7 separate regions of the Mus musculus genome follow, and regions 2, 3, 4, 5, 6 and 7 are each linked to region 1. The links are chromatin loops, found by intact Hi-C in ENCODE. Cell type or tissue: heart. All regions are shown on one strand.

Evidence for each region. A loop is a pair of places that touch in the nucleus more often than their neighbours do. Peaks named below come from ENCODE experiments on the same cell type or tissue, not always from the same donor. Only the 100,000 strongest peaks of a DNase experiment are listed, where the experiment ranks them.
Region 2: a loop joins it to region 1, with 9 times the contacts of the local background. A loop is called at or near these places in 7 of 42 quality-filtered maps.
Region 3: it touches region 1 in a loop (4-fold over the local background); 5 of 42 quality-filtered maps call a loop at or near these places.
Region 4: it touches region 1 in a loop (6-fold over the local background); 5 of 42 quality-filtered maps call a loop at or near these places.
Region 5: it touches region 1 in a loop (2.3-fold over the local background); 7 of 42 quality-filtered maps call a loop at or near these places.
Region 6: it touches region 1 in a loop (5-fold over the local background); 12 of 42 quality-filtered maps call a loop at or near these places.
Region 7: a loop joins it to region 1, with 3 times the contacts of the local background. A loop is called at or near these places in 10 of 42 quality-filtered maps.

What each region holds. Positions count from the first base shown.
Region 1 is chr2:114,852,089-114,856,088 of GRCm38, forward strand. Gm13974 (predicted gene 13974) reads left to right here and starts at 1,808. Exons shown (of 5, transcript NR_166464.1): 1 at 1,808-2,076; 2 at 2,923-3,021. In heart, a CTCF peak has its summit at 1,949 (motif pointing right); no DNase peak of the experiment used is centred here.
Region 2 is chr2:114,620,550-114,624,549 of GRCm38, forward strand. All of the region lies in intron 3 of Dph6 (diphthamine biosynthesis 6), which reads right to left. Among named protein-coding and RNA genes, the nearest start is that of Dph6, 32 kb to the right of the region's middle. In heart, a CTCF peak has its summit at 1,938; no DNase peak of the experiment used is centred here.
Region 3 is chr2:116,819,568-116,823,567 of GRCm38, forward strand. All of the region lies in intron 3 of Gm13990 (a long non-coding RNA gene), which reads right to left. Among named protein-coding and RNA genes, the nearest start is that of Gm13990, 57 kb to the right of the region's middle. In heart, a CTCF peak has its summit at 1,984 (motif pointing left); no DNase peak of the experiment used is centred here; H3K27me3 peaks cover 199 bases.
Region 4 is chr2:114,258,505-114,262,504 of GRCm38, forward strand. No RefSeq gene overlaps it. Among named protein-coding and RNA genes, the nearest start is that of Zfp770, 59 kb to the left of the region's middle. In heart, a CTCF peak has its summit at 2,037 (motif pointing right); no DNase peak of the experiment used is centred here; H3K4me3 peaks cover 233 bases; H3K27ac peaks cover 429 bases.
Region 5 is chr2:115,513,047-115,517,046 of GRCm38, forward strand. No RefSeq gene overlaps it. Among named protein-coding and RNA genes, the nearest start is that of 3110099E03Rik, 2.8 kb to the left of the region's middle. In heart, a CTCF peak has its summit at 2,185 (motif pointing right); no DNase peak of the experiment used is centred here; H3K4me3 peaks cover 355 bases; H3K27ac peaks cover 2,333 bases.
Region 6 is chr2:116,103,383-116,107,382 of GRCm38, forward strand. No RefSeq gene overlaps it. Among named protein-coding and RNA genes, the nearest start is that of 2810405F15Rik, 29 kb to the left of the region's middle. In heart, CTCF peaks have their summits at 2,050 (motif pointing left) and 3,033 (motif pointing left); no DNase peak of the experiment used is centred here; H3K27ac peaks cover 458 bases.
Region 7 is chr2:116,069,561-116,073,560 of GRCm38, forward strand. The region is part of intron 2 of G630016G05Rik (RIKEN cDNA G630016G05 gene); the gene reads left to right. Among named protein-coding and RNA genes, the nearest start is that of G630016G05Rik, 4.3 kb to the left of the region's middle. In heart, a CTCF peak has its summit at 2,101; a DNase peak (open chromatin) is centred at 2,191; H3K4me3 peaks cover 3,509 bases; H3K27ac peaks cover 3,434 bases.

The sequences.
Region 1 (4,000 bases):
AAACAAAGTATTTGTGCCTCACGTAGGAGATGATTATTGTTTGAATTTATGATTCATGCCTCGAGCAAAATTTTGTTTGTGGCCTCATTTGCAACCATAATTTACAACGTTACCAGGGACATGCAATGTATTTGGAAGGCAATATATCAGACTTGCTTTGTACTGGAGCAGTCTTCTGGCTCTGGGTATAGTATTTTCTGTGTTTCTCTTAGCTATAAAATTTCTAGGCATAACATTTATTGTAGTGAATATGGAAATTTTTTAAAAAAATCACATCCCCCTTAGGAATCTCTTATTGTATTTATATTCTTATTATGACTAAATTCAGCGAGTGTTTAAAGGGCTTGTTCATTCTGCAAATATCTGGCTGCAAATGTGGAGAGATTTAATCTTTGCAGATTTTCTTGAAAATAAAGATCTCATCCTGTTTTTTTTTTTCCTTTTCGTAACTCATCTAAGAAGCTAATAAACTATCCGTGAGTCAAATGCAATGTGTGTATATACTCTTAACACCCAGATTTCTTCCTATTGTAAATAATAAATAGGCTGCAATACTGTAACGTGTAAAATGTTCTTTTTGAGCTCTGAGTTCATGGAGAACATCTCAGAGTATTGGGAGTTCTGCTCTGCATCCTGATTCAGTTGTTTCAAGAAATACATATGAAAATTCAGGAGGTGTGTCATGCATACATAGATAAACAAATAAATCACTTCCGAATTGCAAAGATGCTCAATTTAATGTAATGTTCTTTGCTGCACTGCCTGATTTCTTTATATCTTTCTATTCTGTATGCCTTATTACAAGGCTCCTTTAAAAGAAGGGTGTGTTTCTTCCCACTGATCATTTAAAAGTTAATTTTGAATTCCACATCTGTGAAAACTTCCAGGCTACTTGACTTGCAAGTGCTTGTTGGAGAGATTCAAAGACCAATCAGAATCCGATGATACAATTGGTGATTGATAAGAATTATAATTTGGGTATCTGAATATACATGTTTTACGTATAGGAAAAAGAAATAAGGACTGTCAGCCCTGTCCTCTGAAATCATTAGTGAGAAAGCTGAAGACAGTTTTAAACTTTAGAGAAATGCTTCACAATGAACTTACAGCCTAGCATGCTGATATGCTGTTGAATGTGCTTAATCCATAAGAATTACATCAACTTAGAATTCGGCTCCTCCAGAAGACTATTTTTTTCCCTTTATCAGATTCTTTGCAATTTTTCCTGGCAGAAAGGTTAGGAAGGTTCGGTAGTTGGAAGAACAAAGCAATCGCTTTTATTGACAGGTACAGTAGGGAAGGCAGAGAAGGCTAACGCCATTAGTCACGATGCCTGGACTTCAAACAGAATTAAAACTCTGTTTAGTAAAATGCAGGCTCGAGAACCATTCCGCCACTATTACATCCTTTTTTTCCCCCTTCCCTCAGTAATTATTCATTCAGCTATTATAACTAACCACAGTAATTTTCTAAGAACAAAGCAAACAGGGCAACAATAGTTTCCAAAACGACGAAGTTTAAATGCCCAAGGTCAGAGTGTAACATTTTGATTTCCATAGTATTTCAAATGCTACAGGCCTTATGTAATAATTTTAATGCGAAAAATATGTAGGCCACGCTTCGCTGCTCTTTGCATATACTGCAAAGAGAGGGGGGACCCTTAAAAATTGCTTAGCTTTAATTGAGCAAAAGGATTCACGTGTGATCTGAACTTGTGGCTCGTAATTCCTCTAGACAGCTTTGGTTGCCATGTGATGATCCTAATTAAATTATGGAACAGCACTGCACTACCTAAGCGAAAGGGCCCATTCTTTGCTATCACCTGGTAACTTAACTGTTTGCAGGGTTCTGAGTTTGGGACTTGGCTGTGTTCTATTGTGAGCTTGTGTGCTTTTCATTGTTAGGGGTAGGAAAACAGTTGCTGGTGGAATCGGCCTTGAAAGTTTTAGCCTGTAGGTGGCAGCATTGTCAGGGTTTGGAAGCGTGAGCTCTGCGGACTTAGCTGCCTGCCTCTCTTCTCCAAGCAGGGCTCCCATCTCTTCAGGCTGGGCTAACATCATTACACACTCCTGTCAGGTAAAAGTAAAATGGGGAGAAATGTCAAAGCCAAAAAAATTAGACTTCATTCACTTTGGTCTGTGTTTCATTATATTTCTGATAATAGGGTACATTTGTAATTCTGAGCCGGGATTCCGCTGAAGGAGGTGCTGAGCAGTCAGGCGTTAACCCTTGGCAAACCCTTCTTCAACAGTCTGACTAACTTAGGAAAGGAAACTAGTCTTTGTGGGGAACGATTACGTTAATCACACCCAGTATGAACACTTGGGACCTTTATGGGGTTTTGAGATTTTGTAGCAAAAGCAGGTCTTGAGGTCGCCACAGCTTTCCGGTATCCTGATGAAGTTTGTCCTTCCCACTTTTTGTCCCTGTTTCTTTGTGCACAGTTACTTGTTAAGAGGAGATGGGGTGGGGGGGGGAACATTGAAAAAATGATGTATTTGGTTTAAACATGATACTTTACTACTTGACTTGTATATCTTTGTGTAATAATGATAGTTTAAGATTATGTTAATAGAATATGTAACGAATGCATATTTGTGTTACATATTCTATTAACATAATCTTAAACTTAAAAAAAGATTTTTTCTTTTTGTCTAGAGGAACATATGCTTCAAGACCCCCATGGATGCCTAAAACTATGGCTTGTACTGAGCTGCGTTGGCCCTGCAGCATTTCCTATGCATCCATACCTATTACATATATACCTATGAAAAGCTTAACTTACGAGTTAGCCATAGAACAAGACTAATGTCAGGAATCAATAAAATAGAGCAGTTGTAATAATGTAGGATAATAAAAGTTACATAAACTTTATGAATTATTCACTTCTAGAAATTTTCATCTATTATTTTCTGACTGCAGTTGACCACAGGTAACTGAAATGTGGGACACTGAAGACAGGAAGGAGGGTCTGCTGTATGCAGACATTGTGATGTTTCTCATAAGGCCCTCAGAGATCTTGTGAGTATCTTTTCTGACACTTCTCTTGGAAAGTTCTGCTTGGGAAACTTCTCCTGGTGACAAAGGAAACCATGCAGTGTGATTGTTTTAGGTCCTTGTACCAGGTTTTCCGTTCACTGAATCCTGGGGGGGGGGGGCGGGGGGGGGAGAATAATTGTTTCCGAGATGAAGATTGAGAAAATTGTTTAAGTATCATTGAAAGTATAAAACAAAATTGTTTTCTCAATAAATTTAATTAGCTATATACACTGCAGTTGTGAGAGCAAACGCTGAAGTTGGGACCAGCTCTTTAGATAGAACAGGACCTTTGTGGTCTCTGGAGGTAACACGCATAAAGCAAAAGAAATGATTTTCCGTCAACACTAAGTAGACAGGTGCTTACATCGAACAGCATTCTAATACGTCTCTGAATATTTATGTCTTCTTTTTCAAATGCATTGCCCATGAATGTCACAGCTGTCAAACGTCTGAACACAAGAAGATAAAAAATGAAATTAATAAAAGATAGATCAACATTTAGTTTGTTGGGGATATCCTCTCTACCAGCATTTTTCTTTTCCTTAAAAAAAAAAAGAACCAATATCTGGATGTTTTAAACTCAGCTGTGCTTTAAGGTTTTGGTACATCTGCATTTTCTAAAGGGCCAAGGGGGATACGAGTTGACTGGTTGTATTTGGGGCAAGCACCAGTTCCTGCCTCGGTATTTAAGCAGCAAAATAATCAATAGCATTAATGACCTAGGAAACCAGAGTCTGCTAACTTTCCAGCCATCTCTGCAGTCCCAGTGCGTGGTGTGTTTGGGTGCCACAAACAAGACTCTGACAAGTTGTCACTGCCCCTGACCTGATGCCCAAGTTTGTGAGGTGAGAGGCTCTTAAATCTTTCTTTTCTGTAACCCACAGTTTCAGGTCTTGCAGTTCCTGCCAAGACAAGCCATCATGTGACCTCAGAGTTATGAAGGAACTTGGCTTTTAGAGTA
Region 2 (4,000 bases), 230 kb before region 1:
GATGTAACACTAAGTAAAAACTATAACTGAGAAGAGTCAATTCAGAAGTTCTCCATAGGACTGCTTCTTTTCCTGGGTCGTCTATAATGTCTAAAGGTTCAAGTAACCCCCCTTTAAAACACTGGCACTTGCTAACCAACAGCATTTAAGCTCTGAATATCTGCTATTCATTTTCTATTATTGCTTGTGGGCCAAATAATTCATTAGAAAACCAATTTCTCATTATGATGCATGTGTGCTTGTTTTAGATATTTTGAAGTGAAATAATTATGAAATGTTACACAGGCATGTTAGATTGCGCATTTTATACTTACGAAATTTCAAATTATACATGCATAAGACAGACTGATGTTCAAAAATTCTGTATGCTGTATCCTTTAACTGACTGTCTTTTAAGTGCCTGGTACAATATTACCTGGCAGAAATTGAAAGACTTATAGAAAACAGAAAGTGTATTAGCCATCCAAAGGCACAAAGGAGAGGACCTGTGCTTTCTAACTCAGTTCTTTCAAGGAAGAGGCCCTAGGCACTCCCTCAAGCAGACACTTTAAGCAGACAAAACACTTTCATCTACTTTACCTATTGTATTGTTCCTGGTTAGTGGTAAACAAATGTTTATTGAGGGGAAGGTATCCTTGGGATTACTCCCAAAGTTTATCATCAGCATTTGCATACTGCTAAGTATGTGAACAGCTACTAAGATTTAGTTGATAAAGATGCTAGTCTAAGATGTTTGAAAATGGCATTTGTAGGGAGTTGAAAGTCAATGCACATGTAATTTTGCCACTCCACATTTTCAAGGAATTCTGTGCCAAGTTTCAGATTCACATAAGTCACCAGAAGTTTCAAGAGAGGGGTGTTAAAACAGTGCGCATTAAGTGTGCTCTAGATTTCATACTGAAATGTCTTCCTATTAAACAAAGTAATTTACTTTTGCTCTATGAAATTTGAAAATTACAATTTGAAAAATTGAAAGTGCCTGCACAACCTATACACAGTATCTCTAATCCTTTACAAAACTCTCAAAGGATAAGCTAGTCCCATTTTACAGATTTAAAAAAAAAATCAAAAAACAAGGGGAAAAAAACAAATCAGGTTCAGATATTTGGAATTCTGTTTAACATGCTGTTTAGTGAAAATTACAGAATATAGGATGTAGGTTGATTGGCTATTTATTAAAGAACCTTTAGAAGTATAATAAATTCAAGCTGAAATATTTATCTTCTAAAAATGTTAAACATGATCTCTGCTTTTATAATCAATTATAAAATTCACATATTTAGTTCTGTTTCACAATGATAGACTTGGCTATCCACTCAGACAAGTACAATCAAATACCAAATACTTAACCAAAGGGAGAACGGGAAATCTACAATTTAAATCAATGCTAATGAATGAAAAATACTTTAGTCATTATGTAACTGCCTCGGTTTGAATTTAAATAATCTCATGTATAAAGCTTTGGTTATCCAATTCCAGAACAAGTAAAAGTTAAGTTCTAGGCAGCCCACTAAGATTCTAATTAAGAAGCAAGTACAAAGAATTAAATTTTTTTAAATACTCTTATTGGAGTTCAACCTCAAAAAAGGTATTTCACGAAGAGGCCGTACAGCTTGTAAGATTCCTTCTATCTCAAATTACTCTGATTAATGTCTGATAAAACTGGGTTAGCAACAAGAGGTAGCCCATAATTCTACATGAAAACTCAGAATGGTCTTTTGTTCCCTTTGTCTAATGTTAAGCCAATAGTGAAAAACAAGAATGTCTGCTTAGGAAAAAGGGACCTCTTGGTTGTTGTAGGTTTCTTTGTTGTTGTTGTTGGTTGTGGTGGTGGGTTTTTTTTTGGGGGGGGGGGGTTAAATTTAAATATCTTGCTCTTTACCTGACACTGCAAATTCATCCACATCTCTCTCTGAGCCTAAAAGACTACAGAGGGCACTGTTGCACCAGCTTTGACGCTTTACAATAGAAGCCTTAAGAAAAAAACATTCTATAATTTCTCTAAAGGGTCAAACGGAATGGAAATCTACTAAGCTTAATATAAAGGGAAAAAACCAAAAGTATATTTTTTTCTAAGAGACTGGACTTCAATAAGGGGAAAAACTTAACAAAAACAAGTGTCAGGCTGAGAACAGAGCAGGCTCCTTTCATTTCCCTTTGTAGTGCTTTCCCAAGAAAGGGAACTAATCATAGCGCCTCCTTATCCACTGCAAACAGCACCCACTGCAGAGCCCTCCTCACAGTCAATACCAAAAGGAGTGTGGCACCTCCTGCAATCCTTCCATAATTCTATCAGGAAAAGAATGCAGCCTGTTTGCATACTTTTGTCTAAAAGGCCAATTGCATTTGTCCCCTCTTTGGGTAAAATGACAGCTACAGATCAATCATTCTCACGTGAAAGTAAACACTGGGAAAAAAGCAAAAACTGAGAACTGAAATCCTTACCTTTTAAAACATTTTATTACACAGGAATATACAAATACAGAACATAATTTTAAAACACAAGTTTTTCTCAAAAACATCTACTGGACAACAGTGCCAGTGTTACCCACAGTACTTACAAACCTAGGAAATAAAAATTCACATCATTTCTGTCACAATTTTTTGGCACTAAATTCAATTATAAGCAGTACCAATTGTTTTATACCTATGCTTTCAATATATACAATAAACCTAGTATACATGATATAAAGCTTCATATTATATCACCATTTAAATTTTTTTATACTTCCTTATTTAGCCAGATTTAATTTTTTGATACCACCAATAACATAAAAAATATTTCATTTGGATAATTAAAAACTAGTATCTCGAATTATTCACTAGTTATGAGAATGGTAATGTCATGCCCCAAGAAACTAGAGATAATATGCAAAAGGAGACAAGAAGATAATCCTTTAATACACACCAAACACATCACCAGCACACCATGGTCCATACATCACCATGTACACAGGTACTATCATAAAGCTTGGACCTCTACTATAAAATCCAAATTTCCCTAGAAAAGCCACTCACTACATAACACACCTCTGTTACTCTCCAATGTCCAGGGAGATTAACACCTTCTCTGAAATCAAAGCACAGAACTGTAAAAGTGTTAAAAATTCTACAATAAGTCAACCTGCTTGTAAATCAAAAAGAAGGGAAGGGGATTTAAGACTGCATGAAGATTTCATTTTAGTACAAAAGCCCCAGTTTAACAAGTTATTTTCAGCCAATAAAAGTCAAAAGTAAAGCATTGTTAAAGTTGCTGGTACCAATTTCGAGGCTTTAACTTATTAGCTTAACCAAAATGCTACTTGAGTACTGCTCCCTTAAATTATTAATTTATGAGTTTTACTTAGTCTTCTCCTGAGGCAAGGCAGTGTGTAGGTATGTGGAATAAGTATAAATAAACAGAAAGCTTTTATAGGGGTCTAAACATAACAAAGCAACCCTTTTTAATGAATGATGAATGTACAATACCATGAATCAAGGTTATATAAATGGACTATATCACTTTAAAATCTGGGAGACCCTCTAGGAAGTCAATAGACAAATTTAGAAATATTAAACATTAGCCTATTGTTTTTTCATTGATCTGATAAAATAAACGCTTCCAGCAAAATCAAAGTGCTATCATGACTATGAGTCACATATGTTTTCAAAGAAATCTAGGACAGGTTGTGGACAGTGCATTTGGAATGGTGTTCTCTATCTACTACAAGGATAACTGCAAAATCAGCTGACAATAGCCTTTTGACAGTCAGAATTTTAACAAGATATTTCGGTTTACTGTTTTACAAATCTAGCATATTAAAATCAATTTTCGTTAACTCTAATTTATGCAGAGCTTGATTGTGAGCAATAGCTGCTAGGAGGATGCAGTAGTGTTGATTCACATACAACCATTTTACTTAACTACGTTGGATAATAGCAGTGCTCCTGAAGGAGTATAAAAGCAAAGTGATTAGCAGTCATTACCGTTAATTAGTGCTCACATTACATTACTCGGGAT
Region 3 (4,000 bases), 2.0 Mb after region 1:
CCGTAGCTTCGTGGTTCCCCCAGCTTCAGTTCCCCACAGATGATCCAGTTGCCACCCACGCAAGCCGCTATAAGAGGATTTCCATCAACATCCTTAAAACCGATTTTGGATTTTTGTCTTTAGTTTTCAATGTTTCAATCGTCCATGACCCAGCCTTTTTTAAAAAAAAAAATCCAGATGTGCATTGTTTTATTTTGCTTATTACGACTGAAAATGTGTCTCACCTTTTTTGTTGTATCATAAAATTAAGTTCTTTAAAACATTTAATGGAAGATTTACAGAAGAATAAAATGTCCGTGCTTTTGTTGGTTCAAGATCTTGCAAACCCTTTCACCACAAAGTTTAGAATTATTTCCCAAATGCCATATTTCTGTTGCTTCACTACTCTGCTGATTGCCATGAAAGCACACCACGAAGTCAACACTCTCTTTTTAAGCATATAAAAAGCATATTAAATAGCTTAGCTACAAGGGTGGGCATACATTCCTTCAACCCAGGTAACAAAAATCATTTTAGCATCCTTCAGATCACTCCTTTCAATAGATCCAACCCTAAATAACAACAAAAGAAGGGGGAAAGATAATATGGACTTGATTTTTGAATAGTTCTTCCCTCAATTTCCTGTTCTTAGTTTTGGGGGATAAAGGGAATGTTAGAGGCTTCTTCTTTTTCAGAAATAACAAAGATTCAGGAAATTCTATCTGTAAGTACTGTGTGTAGCCTAAGACTTCCCTAATGCATACTGATCACTGTGCATACAGTAAACAAATGAACAAACTGTGCTCTGCTTTGGTCATATTCTAAGTTTCGTGGTATTTTAAACAAACTACCTTAGAAATGATAAACAAATAAAAGAATAGAAAATAACTACAGGAAACAGAAAACTTGGTGCTTAACTAAATAATTCTCCAATTGCCTCTTTTTTTAAAGCATAAGTAGAAATTATCGTTTAAGGGACAGCATTTGTGCTTGTTTGAAACCAATATGGATATTTTGTGAATGAGAGTGCTTTGACTTGCTTTTACCTCCCTGTTCCTGCTTTCTGTGTGCGTGAATACAACCAGCATCAGACACGAAGCTAATTGGAATCAACTGCACCCATCTTCACAGGAACACGCCGGAATGTGTACCATTCAGGCTCGGCTTACTGTAATATCCTCTATGGGATAGTTGACCACAGGATTCTCATTCACAAACAGCCAGGTTAAACAGTTAAATGCTAGCAAATCCTGCATAGCCCTGTGGGAAATTTCACTTTAATCCTGAACTTATAAGAGGGCAATCAAAGCCCAAAGCCCGGGTAACAAATCTGATCCTCTGTTGCAATCTGTGCCCTCCTGGGAAGGAGAGAGGTGCTCTCCGTACAAGCCCAAGGTGGATAAATACCTAAATGATGAGATAGCCAGCGAATGCAGAAGAGGCATCTGGCCTCAGCCATTCGCTTCCAATTCCATATTACACAGTGAGAGGCAATCCTCGCCCAGCTCAGGAGCAGCCAGTGCTGATTACTAGAAGTGAAGTGTGGCTTACGGAATGATTAATGACAGTGTCTGGAGCAAAACAAAGCACAATGAGGGTTATCTCTAATCCACCTGCTTTCGGATGCTATAGTAAGGGAATGAAAATGGCCCCCGAGAGCCCTGATGATAAAAAAAAAAAAATCAAACGAGAAAGGTGCAAAGCTGCAGATATGTATTAATCTGATATCTAAAAACTAGGTCTTAGCTTGAATAAAGCATTAGGCATGAATGGAGCCCCATAGGTGATAGATACTGGGCCATAGTGGACTTCACATTGTCTGTATTTTTTAAATCAAACAGAACTGTTCCCTTCAGTATTGCCTTTGACATTAATAGGTTGGTATTTGAAAAGTCACAGTTCACTAGATGAGCAGGCTTGTGAGTGCAAGCTCATTAAACAAACCCCCTTTTCTTGTTGTCCAGTAAAAATGTATATATATGGCACCATACCACCACCTTGTGGCTTCTCTGTTCTGGTGCACACCACTCCCGGAGAGAGGTCTAAAATTCAGTCACCTTTTCCATATGTATAAATCCAGGTGGGACGTAATTAAAAGAACAATGATGTGCTTTATAAGCAAGCACATTTATGGGCAGCTTTCACCAAAGCCAACACATTGCCAACAAGATCGTTCGAGTTTCATAATGTATCTTTGGATGCACTATGAAGCCTGAGCCTGGCCATTTCAGTTATGTCTGGTGGAACTTCAGGCAACCAGTGAAACAGAATGGCATGACATCCAGTGTCTATCTGAAGAGAGCAGGCAATGCCATTTTCTCCACCTGCTCCCTTGGAAGTGCTCACTGGCTTCCAGACTTCAATATAGCTAAAGAGAAAACATGTGCTTTAAATACAATACGTTTCATAGTGTTTTCATAATCTTTCTGAATGTGGGGGAGACTGCAGAGCACCATCAAGCCCCTTTCTGTTCCTGTCCCTAAATATACATTGACAGAATTCTAAGGACAATTACATTTTCACTGTAGGACATTTACAGATTCACCATGCATTAGCTGCTCAATGTGAAGATCATACTGGGGACACAATGGCATTCTCTGCTGTCTCTTGAGATGCAGTCACTCCTATTGGAAGGTAACAATAGTAGCTCCCTGATCCGTGCTGCCTCTGGACATCACCTTACTCTCAGGGTTAGGAAAGCTTAAAGATGAGTATCCATTGCACTTTTCTCTCCTTTAATCTGATGAGCAACAAGTTAAGTGTTAATTCATATTTCATGAGAGATTTTTAATATTGAAAGTCTAATTGAAGATCTAGTGTTCCGTTTTTAACAAGGCTGACACTACTGTTGAAAGAAAGCAAATACATTATTTTAATTAATATCAATTCCTAAGTGCTCCTGATTTATATATTAAACAAAGAGAGAAAGTGTCTTGTCACACACGACAATTGAGTCTGTATTCACCTTCATTTACTCAGTGCCCACTCCCCCACCCCTTCTTCCGTGGGAAATGCATGATGGAAGCCGCCATGTAGGAGCGTGTGTCTCGTACACTGTTAGGCTGAGCTGCGATCAGTCTCCCCTTACTTCCTCAAGTCAATTCTAGCCAACAATGCTTGTCTCCCCCTGACATCTCCTACAAGCAAATAAACAGCTTCTATTGTTTTAAGCGTAATGCCTCTGTGTATGGCACCACCTTTCAATAATCACAGAGGCCAACAATATGTGTGTAATAAAGGCATAATGGTAGACCAAAGGAGATAATTAATAATAGCATTTTAATGCAGCTGGGAACAGAAATTGCCTTACAACCCAGAGCGTCTTCAGTTATTTAGCTAAGTACAGAATCACCCAAGTGGTTAGGGCCTGAATGGAAAAGTCCTTTTAAATGTCATTGCCACAGGATACAGGAAAACTCCAGTTCCTTGGAGATGCTAGCGAGCCTTCAGATCATCATTAACTCAAATATTATCTATTAGGTATATTTTGCTGGATTTCTCTGCCCTTCCTTCAGTATTCACGATGGCAGTAATTGTTTTGCCTTTTGGACTCATCCCTGTGATGTCCTCATGAACTCTCTACCCCAGAGTCTGCATTGTTCTTCTCCTATCTCCTCACTGCTCACTGTACCTACCATAAACACACTGTAAGTCATCCGTGTCCATTTCCAAAGCAATAACTTCAAAGGAGACACGAGAGCACTCTGTGCTTTAGGAAACACACTATTTTTTGGTCCAATGTCTACTGCTACATCCCTGCCCCCAAAAGACCCCAAAGACACAGGCAGAGCCAGGAAAGATCCTGTGGGTGGGCCCGCAGGAGGGGGAAAGAGCTACGGTGCTTAATGTAGAAATGGTTTTAAGCCTAAGAAAGGATTTTGTTTCTTGTTAATTGTTGAGCTGTAGTACAAGCCGATAATTATTTTGTCCCCTACTACTTCTACAAAAAAAAAAAAAAAAAAAAAAAAAAAAAAAAAAACTTCTCTTAATATTTCATGCTTGAATAACTCTAACCAATGCG
Region 4 (4,000 bases), 590 kb before region 1:
CACACTGTGGCTGTACAGATCACATCAGCTCTGATTACAATCCTGCAACAGCTTTCCCTTGCCCTCTGGCTGGAATTCAGCTGCCTTTCAATAACCTGTAAGATTCTCTGTGGGATGTGCTGTGCTCTCCTCAGCCTTCTCGCCCCTTCCCTGCCTCTTCTCTCTCAAGTTGTACGTGCTCCTCCAACGACACAGCTTCCTCCAGTTCCTCAGATAAGCCTGGGTATACCTGTTGTCCTGTTGGATGGAAAACTACTTTCTAAGCTCTTTCCTCATTTATATTTTCATTCCCACCTCTGAAAAACAACAAGAGCAACAACAAGCCTTCCTTCTTGACATACTAGGTTCCTGCCAGGGGACTCTCTCTTCATGTTTAGTCCACTCTTCTACAATCCTGTCTTTATTTATCTGTATACCTCATAGGAACTTCTGTGGAGGGAGAGGCCCTTTCACTTCACAGGTGTGTCCTGTATTGAATTGAGCCTTTCTTGCACATGGTAAAGGCAAATAAAGCCCACAGATATGTACTGATGGAGTCCATGTATAGAACTTACACACATGCTTGTTTGACAGGCTAATTTCTGCTTTTCAGCATCCAGATTTGCTGAGGGCAAGGCTTAAGCCAGTGGGTTTCTTTCTGTATGCAGGAGCTCTTTAGTCCCACATACATCCCTGAGCAGAGGGAAGGTCACAGAATAGTGGAAGGTACAGAATGCACAAGGCATCCTTTCATGATATAGAATGACTGAATTCTACTAAAAACGGTGCTTAGAAGTGTCATAATACTTATTTCGTAGTGGAATAAAGAAGGAAAAGGAAAGAAAAAGGGAAACGGGTAATTAAAACAATGAGGTTTTCTAAAGAAATCTTCAATCGTGAAGTCAAGGACATTGAGACAGAGGCAAATGCTGTCTTCCTAAAAAGAAATGTCTTTCAGAAAATTCCTTAAAAATTCCCCTGATAGGGTGGAGTGTGTATGTTAAGCTTATGTCTCTTAAGTGAATTTGATTAAATAAGCTACCAACTGAGATTTGTTTATTAAAACCTAAAGATTTAAAAAGCCCTTTGGATTGTCTCTATGCATGTCTATTATATTTAGAAGATTGCACCTGTGTACAATAATACTTTCTGCTCAGTAGAAGGAGAAGCACGAACAATCAGACTTAGAAAATGAAATTAAGCCTCATCTTGGGACTTTCCAGACCTAGTCTGCCGCCTCCATGAAAGTGTGGGTGGAACTTTTGCATTTTACAGGTTTTCGTGAAATCCTGCATTCACCCACAAGACTTGCTTTCTAATACTGGCAATGATGTTTCAGAGAAAGAAGTCGACAGGAAGGAAATGCTTAGGGCTTCTGTGTTCTCCCCACTCACTTATTTATTTGCAAATACTTAGAGTCTGCCTTGTTTTGAGCATATGCACATTTCTTGTATCTGGAGAGACAGTAGTGAAAAGGATAGATGTGGTCCCCGCTTCTGCGAAGCACATATTGTGAGCAGGAGAAACAACGACCACGCAAATAAGTCCGTATTGAAGGGTGATGAGCTGCAGGAAGCCAGTAGGATGATAGTGTGCTGGAGACAGGTACATTGGGAGAGTTGTGATGGTGGAAGACGGTTCTATTGTGACGGGACAGATCCAGGCTTGTGAGAAAACTTAGGAAAAAGCCCTCCCATGGAGGCAGCAGCGACAGCATGCATTTCCCAGTGTCTTCCCACATAACTTGCTGCCCAGTGTGTTGGGGATAAATGTTAGCTTCCCCCAGCTGCTCTTCCCAGTGCATGGGTCTCTCGAAGGCCCCAGAGATTGCAGACCCCTAAGAGCATAGATCACTTGAAGAAGTAAGCGAGGCAGAGAAGTGGAGAAGGGGTGTTCTACCATTCTCAGCAAGAAGTTGTACTTTCACGCCAAAAATATGTTTTTCTCTCTCTCCACATTTAAAAGAAAGCACTCTTGAAACTGAATGCAAGAACCAAAATTAACAAAGTAGCCTTACATTTTAGGGAGGTTTGATTATAGCATGTGTTCTTTCTTTTAGCCACTAGAGAGCAGTGCAGCCCATCAAATGCACCAGGAGGCTCATGATCAGGGCTGAGGTTTAAAGTGAAAGTCCACACCACAGGTCAACTTCTGCCCTTCCCTTTCCTCTCCTATGCCCTCAAAACCCCACTGTCTGGTTTCCTGCAATCTAACGTTCACAAAAATAACCTAGAAGCAAATTTCATGTTTAGAATAAAACTCGGATTCTTTGGGGGGTGGGGGTAGAAATCAGTGCATTTAATCTTGTTGAAGGCTATTGGGAGCCTTCCCAGCAAAAGAGGCTCAATGGCTGCAACCCAGATCCACACAGAACAGGGGCAGGGCTTCTTGAGACTCTTCGAGAACAGACTGAAGATTAGGGTGCGTAGCCAAGAGGGCAGGGGCGTTTGTACTGATAAGCTGAAGGCCAGCTAGCTGTTGGTTTGGGTGGCAGCAGAGGTGGTCTCACCGCACTAGCCTCAGTGGGCCCAGGAGACTTCTTTCTGAGCCTCTCAAGTTTCAGGCGAAGTCCAAGCTGCCTGTTCACTGTTCTGTTGTATTTCTTCATTGGTCCTTTTACGAAGCATGGAAGAGAATGGGTTGACAAAAAGAGAACGGTGACAGACTTCTAGCTATATACACTCAAATAAACCCAAGGTTTTCAGATACGAATTTACACACACAAAGGTAAGAATCTATAAAACGGTGGCTACCTGAGCAAGGACACAAGTTGTTCTCCTAGGCAGCCTCTACTGGTCTATTATAACAAAACAAGTGGGAGAGAGAGGGGGCAGGGTGGAGAGGAGCCATTGGCCGGATGACCGCTTTGTCTTGCTTTTCATTAGCACGTAAGTGACTGGCGCTGGAATTGCATGCCGGACTTTTGGTTCTGCTGGTAGCACACTGTGCTCAATAAAAATTAATCCATCAATCAACAGGACAGAAAATCCTATCCTGCCAGAAGCAATACCTCCTGTTTGTCCCATACAAAAGCTAATTAGAGTGTTGGGTGTTGTAATGGAGGCAGAAACTGAGCAAAATAGAAAAAAAATGTCCCACAAATTATCAAATAAAAAATGAGACGGGGAACAAAAAACAGATAGCAGTGGAAAGCTAATAGTTCTTATTCCCCCCCCGAGGATGGCCTCTTTTGACTCAATGCAATAGAAGTTTGTGTATGTGGGACTCTGGAGTGCCAATGTTTGTTGGTCAATGTTGGTCAGGGGCATCTTTATTCTTCCCAACTACTTACCCTAGAACCACTTACTGCTGTGCTCTCAGAGGTCTGGTCTCTAACCCGCGTCTATCACAAGGGCTTCTGAGTTCACTGGAGTTTTGCTTGGTCAGGGACTGGAAAGAACAGTTCATCTGGAAGGAGGAGCTGGGATGCTGGGGAGGCCACAGAGATGGTATGAAACGGGAGTAGAAAAGCTAATAAGTCATTTGTGACTCCCTGAAGAAATGTGTAAGGGTGGAGAGGACACACACACACACACACACACACACACACACACACACACACACGGTTGACAATGACACATTTATACATACACACAAGGTATAATGTCACCAATCCCTACCTCACACGAGGTTACCTCTTGAACTGAAGACTTAAATTCTAGAAGCTCTAACTTTCCCAATCTTAATATTAACGGAGAAGTTCTGGAAATTGCTATAATCATCACAACTGGTTCAGTGTTATTAATTTTCCAGTGGTGTCTCGCAAACAAGCCCTAGAGGTGAGAGAATGGTCAATACAAACAACCCTTTCTTTTTCTTCTTATGTCACAAGGCATGACTAGCCTGCGCACCCTGCTACCTAAAGACACATTTATTTAAAAGAAAAAAAATAAATTTAGAAAACTCTAGGGTAACCAAAGTTTTCTGATATTGGACTACTTAGGGGGCTTGGGGGGAAATTAAAAATTATACACTAATATAAAATAATTTGTCTGTGATATGTGCTTACTTTCTTGCTATA
Region 5 (4,000 bases), 660 kb after region 1:
TGTAAACTGTAATGCAGTGACGCGCACTAAAAATAGCCCTATAAATCTGCTCATTTTGTTTAGATAGTCTCCAGAGTTGTAAAAAGTACGACTGCTCAGTTTTAGTATTGTTTTGGAAGAACTAATTCTGCAGAGAACAGACCACTGGCTATTCTCGATTACTTTGCAGAAGGTTTATTAAGGCTGTCTGTAGCCTTAATTTTTCTTTAAAGGAAACTTTATCCTCTATTTTTTCCCTAACTCTAATGGAATCTTCAATGGAAAAAAAAAAAAGAAAGAAAAGAAAAAATAAAATCCATTTATTCATTAGAATTAAGATTTCTCAGAGTAATTTTATCTAAAATGGAAATTAAATTAATTAAAATTCCAAATGGCATTCTCACCTCCAGGAATCAGTCAAAAATATGTTGCTTCCTAAGGTCCCAGTAATAGTCACAGTATTTACACCTAACTTACCATGAGGTTTTAAAAATAACTCCAGGAGAACATTTTTAGGACATTTACAATCTGAATTAGACAACAACAACAACAATAACAAGAAAAAATGAACAAAAAATCAGGCATTTCTCTGTGAAAAATAGCTACTGTAAATTAGGATGTTTGATGAAGGATGTATTTTTAGAAAACCCTGTAATTTGAATTTGAGAGATGGGTCAGGCTGCAGAGGAGAAGCAGGAGCCCTACAAAGGCTTAGGAAGGGGTTTTGTCTTTTCTCTTGAGAAGAAGTGCAGGAGGCACAAGCCCTTCCTTCCCCCTGTCTCATGATAGGCACAGGATTCCAGAGATTGGTCGGGTGACTTTGCACTTAGGCCAAGATTGATTGCAATCCGGGGCTTTGTTTTGTAATGCCTTATCCCAGCGGAGGCATGCATAAACACACGAAATGACTAAACTGGGCAGCCATCTGACCTTTCAGAAAAGAGGCAGTCTTAAAAACTGCATCAACTTTTCTTTGAAGAAACAAGCTTCATGTCATTGAAGGGAGCCTTGCAGCTTAGCTCCTTCGCTGCCACGCAGCCAGACTACACTGGAATTACCAAGAAATAGGAGGACCTAGGCTTTGCGCCTTCTTCTCCCCTCCCCCGCTCCCAACCCTCTTCCCCCTGAGTTCAGAAAGAAAATAGTGTTACTAGTCAAGTGATCATTGTCAAAACCATGGCAAGTGCCAAACAAGGCAGAGCCAAGCGATCATTAGTTCAGCATTCAGCTCAGATTTCTCTAATGTTCAATTAATGGGCTAGATTTCATCCAAGTTGGGATTTTTTTTTCTTTTCTTGTAAAGTCTCGGTAATGCTTTAAACCATCTTTTAAAGGGGTTGTACAAGCCAGGTTTACTGTCTTTAATCGGTTAATATTAAATTTTAAAAACCGAACTACGGATTCTGACAAACTTAGGTATCTCATTTTCATTAAGTGCAGTTTGAAATGACTAGTAAACGGAAGGAAAGAATTTGTTAAGAAATTTACCAGCACCACATTAGAACTGAACGTATGTGGCTTAATGACGTAAGATGTAAATAGCAAATCCAGCTCTCATTTATTGAAAGTTTTGGACTTAGGTAGAGAGGTAACAGAGAAAATTTTGACCCTATCTCTTAAAGCCAGCCTGGTAACTATGAATGAGAATCTGCCTTTCACATAAGTAAATTAATCTAATGTTTCAAATATTGAGAATGCTGTTGTATTTTTTTACTTCTTGACAAATGCCACCACAAAAAAAGCAACTACAAACATGAAAGTAACCAAGCAGAACTTTCAAAAGAGAAAGGAAAGCAATACGATAATTTTTGTTTGTAAACCCATTGACATAAAGAGTCTAACCTGTCACAAACTACACTTCACCACCGTCTGGCATTTAGGAACAGTCAAAGCCGACAGCATTTTGCTTTCATCAATTTTGTGTTAGAATTTCGAGAATCTGAATTTGGGAGGACATGGGGCAGGGGACAGGAGAGTGTGCCTAGATGGCTTCTCCTCCCTGGGCATGTATAATTGAGCGCAGAGACTGAATGCTGAAGAATGTAGTTGCTGCTTCTAAAAGGTAACTCGTGGGTTGTTTAGAAATGTTTTAAATGCCTGCTGATGAGAGTCAGAAAGGGAGGGAAAAAACAGAAGAGAGGAGAATTGGTTCCAGGGACAATCACACCATCGTCAAAAAGATTAACGGGCCACTAGGGGACAGCAGAAAGTCACTGAATAAGGCACTGGCAGGGACCAGAACAAAAGGCTTTTCTTTGTCGAAAGCGAGGGAGATAAGGGAGAGAGAGAGACAGAGACAGAGACAGCCAGAGAAAGAGACAGGGAAAGAGAGAGAAAAGAAAGAAAGATTTCCAAACCCAAATCATTTTACAAGTGAATTCAAAGCATATTTTTTAAAAGCAGAAAAAAAAGGCCAGCAATCTATTTTTGATTAAGTTCTGTGTACCAGAATACTATAAGCTATATATAACTGTTATGTTGACAAATACAAACATGATTCTATTTTCTGCTACTTAGAGTGAAGAAAAGTTTATGCCAGAAAAAAAGCAAAAACAAAACAAAGCAATGCACTATAAAACCCATCAGATGGAACATACTAAATGAGCAAACCCGGCATTGGCTCAGCAAAGCCCAGTGTGACGAGGGTCTTACCCATTTCAACAGTCACAGAATATAACCAGTAACCAGAACGTTGATCACAACTAGCCCTGAAAACGGGGAGTGGAGTGCCGGCACAGGCCCACCGTACAGCAAACTGGAACACTTACACTTAATTCTGAGTAGTGTGGGAATTAAAATGGCTAAAGAAGGATGAAATAATTTAACATTGGTCATGATCTTAAAGGCTAAGGTGCATCCTTGAGCTATTTGCTGTGTGAGATGCCCATCATTGTGTCTGTGTTTCTACAACTGCAATCATCCCAAACACCATACATAGGTTTGCAACCACAGATGACTGCCTTAAAAAGCAACATTCTTATCACTCGGCAAGACTTAGACTTTTAAGTTTCTTAAACCCATCATGGGTCTCCTTCCTTAGCTTGATCTTCACAAGGCCTACATCACTGGCCACTCAGTCTGTATCTCCCCTGCTAACAATGTCAATGATGCTTGGAATTATTATCATTATTATTATTATTATCATTATTATTATTTTAGTAATCCCTACCATCCGGATCCTGCCTCTTTGATGTGGACGTTTCTAGTCCTTGATTTGTGTTGTATGTACTCACTGTTTGCTTGACTCATAACCACCATTTCCCTTTATGTCATAGAATCAAAAGGTTGGGAAAGCTTTGAAAAGTCATTTCATCCCGTTTCTGGTTTGCATGTATTGTTTTGTAAAGGCAGAAATAAAATATGGCCAATCTGCTTCTTGGCCCTGATTCTCATATTTGACTACACCGGTTTTACAAAACAGGGTTAACCAGCAGCGAGTACTATTTCTCACACACTTGGACAATTAGGATTCTTTTCCCATGACCAAAAACAAAACTTTGGTTAAAATAGTCTGCTTAATATAAATACCTCCCATACTTTTCTCTTTTTCTTTTCTTGATGTATGCAATCCTCCCCCCCTTTTTTTTTCCATTCTGTATTTCGTTTTCTTCCGGCCAAATATCCTAAGTGATACTGTTCATTCATCCCATATGGTCTCTGGCCCCAGATCACAATTTATCCACTCTTTTCCTCTCTGGGGTCCTGCATGGAAGATTGTCCTTTCCTTTTTATTTTTCAACTTCAACTTTCTGACTTAAAATATAATTAATAACCATAATTCAACACAGCCTAAATCCAGAAAACCTGATGGTTCTCTCCTTGCACATCTCCTGGGGTTGGGAAGGCTTCTTAACATCTTGCTTGAATCCCCATTGACTGCACTTAAGACTCCACGGCTTGTACTGTCCTCAGAGGAAACAGAGACCAGCTGTTCACCTCTACCTGCAAAGGGCTGTGTTCTGTCATGGAAGGGAGGGCTGCTGTTAAGCCCTCCAGCTCTGCCTCTCCAGACTAAACAAGG
Region 6 (4,000 bases), 1.3 Mb after region 1:
AAACCACCACTACCCCCCCCCCCCCAACATCAACAAGGAAAAGAAAGGAAGGAAGGAAGGAGGGAGGGTAGAAGGGAGGGAGAGAGGGAGAGAGAGAAGGGGAGGGGAGGGGAGGGGAGGGGAGGGGAGGGGAGGGGAGGAGGACAAAGAAAGGCCAAAGCCAGAAGCCCAGCTCTGGGGAATTTGCAGCCCTGCTGGCTTCAGGCCTGAGTGGCCACTAACAGGCCTGCTGGTGCCTGCTTTACATAGGAGGAGTCTGCAGCCTGAGGCTCTGTGCACATAGCATAGCTCTGTTTAGGGTTCAAATCAAAATAAAGGACCTCAGCCTTGTGATACTAAGCGGTTGGCTTCAACTCCACGACACTTTTTGTGACATTCTTTCCTTTCATAAAAGCAGCAGATAATATTTACTTGAAGATAATGTCGAGAACAAGCTGGGGCGTGGGGGTGTGGGATCAGATCTCTTCTCTCAAAGTTGGGCGATGTAAGTCCTGGTTGAGCCCTGTAATCCTGGCTTTTCTTTTGGTTACTCCCTTTGCTTAGAATGGTTGAAAACAAAACTCTGGGCTTTTTCCTGAAGTGGGTTTCTAACTCTGACTGAATTAAAAGCAAGCCAGGTGTCCTGCTCCACGAAATCCAGGAGCCTAAAGGTGATGCCTCCTCTATTACCCCGACCCCTGTCATCTCTTTGTTTTAGCCCAGGATACCGAGGAATGCTAGAGAGCTGCCCGGTTAACATGTCAAGAAATCTCTAGCTCAGATAAGAATCTCGTAGGGTCTGCTCTGTGCAAAAATATTTAAAACCCAAAGCAACCATTTAAATGTTGTTTATTTTGATGGGCCAGGCAGATTTCTTTGTTTTGTAAAATGTTGCATGCCCAGGTTTTCCCTTCGTGGGGGCAGTTTTTGTTCCAGTATCCTATCATTATTTGCTCCCAAAATTTTATCTCTTTTGTTTAAACCATCTAAAAATAAAAGTGGTTGTTGATCTAATTTTCTCATGAGCTTAATTTGTCAATTATCAAATCACATTGGTCAATACAACGACTGAATCAAATGTGACCCTGACGGTCTCACTTTTAAAAGCTTCTGTAGCCTGTTTTGTTATTTCAATGCACAGTATTTACAAGCAAAAGCCTTGAGCTGATCAATAAGAAACAAAAATGCACTGTCCCCTGTCATTTCAAAGTCATCCATTACAACAACTCAAATATAAAACTCAACTGCTCTGGAATACAAATAGAACTGCATAATGAGGCGTATGTCTAGAAACGAAAAGAGCACTTTTGAAAGTATTTTAGGAAGTATTAATCTAATTCCAGCTATTAATTTTTGATTTTCATTCTTGAACGTGTGGATGCTATAAAAATGATATTAAAATGTATAATGCTCTCCTACCCTCCCTCCCCCCCTCCCCCTCATCTCCTTCCTTCCTCCTTTCCTTCCTCCTCTCCCCTCCTTCCTTCCTACTCTCTCTCCCTTTTATTCTGGTGCAGAATAAAGAGTAGAGCACCTCAGAACACTAGATTTCTCCTCTTCCTACTTCAGACAAGGGACACTGACATGAATATTGGAATCATGTAGACGACTCAGGAAGACAAACATTGAAAGAGTCTTAGGCGAGTAAATCTCACTTTCTATTAGATTCTTGGTAAACACGGGGCACATAATTGATGATAGCTTCTTCTCTTGAAGACAGTATTAATTTTTTTTTTACCAATTCATTTTATGCCGTGGCTTAGAATAATGCTAAAAACAACACCAAACAAGCCAACAATCAAAACCAACCAAACAATAAACCCCACAGAGCAGGCACTAGTAGTGTTGTGTTACACACTATACCTAATGACCAACACTACTTAGAGATGCGGGAGACAGATAACTAACTGAACTTACTTTGCTTTAACTATTCCTTAAGGTTCCAAACACAAGCAAAAGCCATTGGAAGCTTAGCAGTGGTGGCATTTGTCTGGAACCAACGCTAATTTTTGCCACCATAAGCATCTCCTAAAGCTTGGTGTCATATCCCGTGTACAGAAAGTGACATCTACTGGAGAAACCAGAACTGAATATTTACTTTCCAAACCTCTTTTTTTTTTTTTTCCCTCCCTGCCAAACTTCCAGACAAGTTGCAATATCCTCAGGCTTATTCAAAGTTTGTAAAACAAAGAATTTTATTTGGCTGAATGTGGTAAAGCCTGGTTTGCCCGTGTCATTCATTGTTTTCTTAGGGATGTCCGTCGGGAAACAATGGTTATTGGGATCTCACAATTATGTCCTGAGAAGTCCTACTAAAGTCAGGGAAAACACAGCTCCGACAGGCCCTTCAGGGGACACCGAGGTCTTAAATAACCCACTAACCACTAGAGCTGAGTGAGCCTCTTCTAATAATCTCAAAACATGTTTAGAAAATGCCTAACTTCTCTAAGTAGTCTGGAAATTGTAAAAACAAATTGTAAAACCAAGTTTGGGATTTGATTATATGATTTCTTTTTTCTGTGCTGGATCTCTCCTCTGAGTTATTTTGTAATCTGATCATTTTCATCCATTTATGCTAATTAGATGTATATCTAACCCTGAGTCCAAGTTTCACATTTTGTCCCTGAGTGTTGGAGGATAATACCCAGGTGTTTGTCCTTTCTGTCAGGTCTACAAACTGATGTAAACAATGAAAGACATAAATTACATCACTTTCACCTTTCAGTTTTAGAAATTCGTTCTCTTACTATGGCCCAAAGTCCTTCTGATCTTAATAGAAGTTGTTGGTGTAGTTACCCTGCCGGCTTGGAGACAGCAGGCCAGCTGCATCCTGAAGTCAAAGAGTGTGGTAGACTTTAGCAGTGACTGGCAGAGCTCTTTCCTCTGCTGTAGCCTCATACCCAAAGTGGATGCCTCTATCCTGAGATTATGCCTCTGCAGTTCAACACCAGACTTCCTATCTCTGCTTGGTATTGAGTTTTAAAACTTTGATTTCCATTAGTTGTTTTCTTTCTTTCTTTCTTTTTTTTCTGTAACAGGGTTCTCGCACTCCCTCTGCTGGTCTTGTTAATTAACAGAATCAGTCTTTAGGAAATGTAGTCAAAGAGTGAAGCTGGAGGACTCTCGAGGAGGACTGTAGAGGAGGACTCCCGAGGAGGATCGCTGAGGAGAACAACTGAAGGAAACAAACAAACAAACCCAAGGTTGACTACTGAGCAGGATGACTGAAAGCTGTCCAATGCCGTGCCAGAGATTCGTGTTGCTTATCCTCCAGATGGAGCAAAGGCGGCCAAGCAAAATTTGTTTTTAGGTGGCAAAAACACATATATTGCATGGTTATTTCTGTATCTTGAAGAAAGAATGTCACAAAATGATCGATTTCTTAAAAAAAAAACTGTATCCTTTCTCCACAACAATAGAGCTGGTTGCTCATGTTCCATTCAAATTCATGTATAATTAATAAGAGGCATAAAGATATGGTGTACCAATTTTGTATCTGAGTGTTTACACCCTTGGAGGCTAGGTGGACAGTTCGGCTTTAATGGTGGAATTCCGAGCTCTGGTTAGCGACACAGCTGCCCAGTGGCTAAACTCCTACATCTCTCTGGAGTTGCAAGAGAGTGACAGCTCTTGGCAAAGCCCAGGCCTAATCACAGCGCAGAGAAATGACTTTTGGAAGGTACATTACCAAGCAATTAGGAGCCATTTAATAAATTACCCCTTACGGAACACTTTGAACCCTAGTGGTCTGACGAGGTTAATGCACCTCTCACAACTGAGTGTAACTGCTCGCTTTCCCGGGGGTAACACCAAGGCCATAGCTCAAGCAACCCCCTTCTCCTGAGTGGCCTCTTACTCTTGAACCACTTCCCTAGTTGGTATCCAAAGCCCACGCACTTGCCCTCCCGTCTGCAGGTCATATACGACATTTTCTTACTGCGGCATCCATTGGGCTCGCGGCTCATGGGGACAGAAGACTTTGCGCTGCGGTTAACACAGCCCTGCGGCCTTCTTTCTGCTT
Region 7 (4,000 bases), 1.2 Mb after region 1:
CACCTTGTTTTCAGAGCTTCACACTCCACACCCTTTGTGGATTCATTTACTCTCCCACATTTGAGGTGAAGGGAAATAGGTGGGGCAGCCCCAGAGACAGACAAGAGATGGGGGTCACAGGCGCCATGCACACCTCAGTCAACAGTCAGCCCCTTCTGCCCAGGCTGGAAATGGTTTTAACAGGCGGTAAAATTTCATCTTGCGGTGTCAAATTGGGGTCATTTTGGGGTTAGAGTTCTCAGTGTCCGTGAGGAGCTGTCCAGCTGTGTGGGGACTCATTAACTGCAAAAGATCTGTTTCAGTAAAAACAATTCAAAGACAATTGGAAGGCTAAAGACTCTCTACAAATCGCGTTTTACAAGTGCCCCAGAACAAATATGGTTGGTAAAACCTATTTCTTCACAATCTTAAATCAGCTACTTAGCTCTGGAGTGGGGGGTGGGAACATTGAATTAAAAAGGAGGTGAAAAGGGGGGTACTGAAGGGGGTGAATGAGAAAGAGAATTGGGCCTCTCAAATTTAAGAGTCTGTTTTTAATCACCCCCTTTCTTATTGAAGCATCTCCTAGACTTCTGAAAAGCACTCCTTTCTATTTCTCCCTTTCTTCTTTTGATCCCTTGTGGAATGTTACTATAGGTAACATTAAGGATTTAAGGGAATAATATAAGCCCCCTAGTTCTGTAGTCCAACGGCATTGGCTTTTGGGAGGGGAGTTAATTTGAAGTAGCATTTATAAACTCCAACTTTATTTTAGCTGTGCTTGTTCAGCCTCCTTGAGGTGGTAATTGCGGCTGTTCTTTTTATATCCCCCCTCCCCAATGTCCAGATCCTCTGCACAGATAACTCCACATTCCTCAGAACTGTGAGGTCCTGAAGTGTTAATCTGTGTATTAAAATCACCAGATTTAAATCCCTTTTGTCTTCTTTTCAACAGTTAGAACAATTGATGCTTTATTACCAGAGCCAGTAAATCCAGCCTTAATCTTGTTTGTAACTTTAGTTAATGTTTTGATTTGGAATATTTCGTATCAAGGAGAGTTTTATTGAAGAAAGAAGGTGAGATTATGTTTGAATTGGGGAGGTTCTGCTCAGCCTAATGGAAGATAACTTACTCCTTTGAGTTAAGAGGGGTTTCATTGGGTCAAAGGAAAGCTCATTGCTAAAACGGGAGGCTAGCCATAGGAAATGCCAGGGTTTTTGACAAACAAGGTTGATACTTAAAAGTAAAATATCAATAGGAACGAAGGACCTTTATTTCCTTGAATTAGTGAATCTAGCCGGGGTGGGACCTCAAAAACACACGATCCATTTGCTTTTTCTCTTGCCATGTCCACTTCTGCTCTCAGGTTTTCTCTTTCCATCTGCACTACTTTCCTTTGGGTTCTAAAGGAGGGTGAGTTTTAAAAGTCCTTTCCCCCTTTCTCCAGGATTCCTGGGCTGTCTGTAAATTGTTCTCCAAGGGTGCTGTGGTCCTGCAGAAACAGCCCTGAGTCTTATGTTATTGGGACAAAGGCTCAGGGCTTAGGTTGTCTTCTGCCCTGGTCCTGCTGGCTGACAGTTGGAATTTTTGATATATATTTTATTTGGCATTTCTATTAACGTGTTTGTCCCACACTCCAGCCCTTGGAGCCATTTATTACTTTTAAAACGTCTCTTCTCCGTAAACCTCCGCTCATCCTTGTGAACTGTTTTTGACCTTCTCCGCAGTATAACTGAAAAGTTACAGTAAAAAGAATTCTGCTCACTTGCTTACCTCTTACCTTGGTTCGTGCTCTTTCTAGATGGTGTCTACCCTGGGAAAGGGCCCCTGTCCTCACACCACTACTACCACCACCTTACTGGTTTATTTTTGCTTTTGCTTTGTGTTTACTTTTATTTATTGGTTTTTTTCCTTTTTCACACCTTCGTGCTCTATCATAGACTTTTTTTCACCCTGGAAATACGATCAAATGAACCGACAGGTTAAAAAAAAAAAAAAGATGGAGTGGAATTGTTGCATTTTGCTTTTGCCCTGTTTGATTTCTTCCCATTTTAGCTGTTTCCCTATGGCGCGGAAAGAACGGGTTTCAATAAATAGCCCTCTAGCGCTATCTGGCGGGGCTCCAAACACTCTGTGCACCGTGGCGCTGTCAGTTTCTCCTTCCCACGCCCTTCCTCACTTCCTTTTCCTTTTCCTCTTGCTCTATCTCTTGTCATTTTTGCGCTCTGTATCCCATTTCCAGTTCCTTCTTTTCCCCTCCGCCCCTTTCTAGTCTTTACTACAGATTCCAATGCAGACAGGGACACCCCCCGCCCCCCGGACTGGACGGTTGTAACTAGAAGGCAGTCGGCCACCCAGATCATAAAGACTTTCCAGTCCTGATCCAGAGTGACTCACACTCATCTTCTCCCTTTGTTGAGCACCTTAGCTGTGTTAAAAGTGTTGACGAGCCCAACACTCCGCGGGTGGTGTTTTGAAGGGGCTTAACAATTGGGAAGTTTTCTGGAAACAAGACTTTTTTCTCTCCCGGATTCCGGCTAGTACAGCTTATATAAGTTTGAGATCTGAAAGCCAGGAAGCCCCGTGTGGGAGAAAGGAGGCTTCGAAGGGATTGGACAGCACAGCAGGGGACAGAGTTGTTGTTGTTGTTGTTTAGGGGAATAAGATACTCGGTGCTCTCGTCCCCGGGGAAATCTAGGTTTCCAAGGGACTGTCTCAGTCTGCAGTCTACATCCAAGGCGCCTGTCCATTTGTTCTTCCTCAGTTAGCCAGATTTATTCCCAGAACTCCCACCAATCACACACACACACACACACACACACACACACACACACACACGCGCGCACACTTTAGAGACAAGTGTCAAAGTGGGACTAGGAAAGCCCCCTAGAAAAACCACATGGTGAACCAACACACACCGTTCGAGTAAGCCAGTGGGGCTAAACGGGAGTTACACGCATCTTCCTGTACTTAAAACCGCTCAGTGGTGCGAGCCGAGGTTAAGGAAGACCGAGACCCAGACAGTAAGCCCTGCTAGGTGGCTCATCGATAGGCTGCTGTATCCATTCATACTCTCTATTTTTCTCTTCCTCTCCCGTCTCTCCCTCCCTCTTTCCCTCTTCCTACTTCCTTCCAGCCCTGTTTCTCTCCCCCCTTTTCTCTCTCCCACCCTCTCTCCATCCCTCCCTCCCTTTCCTCTTTCTGTTTATCCTCTTCTTCTCTCTCATCCTTTCCTCCATCCCTTTCCCTCACACTCAACCTGAGAAAAAGCTCCAATCTGTGCTTTAAGCAAATGTCTTCCTTCCATGTACTCCTCTAAACTCTGGGATTCACGTGGCCAGAAGGCTTGTTAGGAACTCCTAACGGCTTCGAAGTAGAAAGGAGGCTACATCTCCTAACATACCTAAAAGGTGTGTAGTGCAGGCATGAGCAACTTTCCTTTGTAAGTGTTCTGAACGAAAGAACGAGGCTCTACTCTGGACCTCTTTATATACAAATGACAAACAGAATGGAAAATAGCAGAAAGGGTGCCCTACTACCAGCTCTACTCCCTAAGAATTTTTCTCACTCACCCCCCATTTATGAGGGAAGAAAGCACAGTTTGGGTGTAATTAATTGAAGATTGTTATTAGGTCATCATTAGTCAAAGTGCAAATAATTGCTCCCCATTTTTACTTAAAATTGACCAGCCTGAGAGTGATAGATCGATTCAGAGGATAAAAATGATGTATCAAAACATCAATGTCGATTATTTGAAATATTGTAGTCGAATTTTTTTTATTGCTTCATCGGTTAAGTGTCTGAAAGTGCGGTGTTCAAACATATATTTATGTTGTCAATACTGTCAGAATTGTCAGTTTTACTATACCGGATATGTACTACATTTCAAATTTGTTCATTTGCATAAAATGCCCACCCTAGGATTCCCCCCACCCCACCCCTCTCTGGAAAATCCCTGTCAGCTTTTTCAAAGGATTCTGCAATCTTTGCCTAAGCTAAAGTGGTCACTGCTTCTCAACT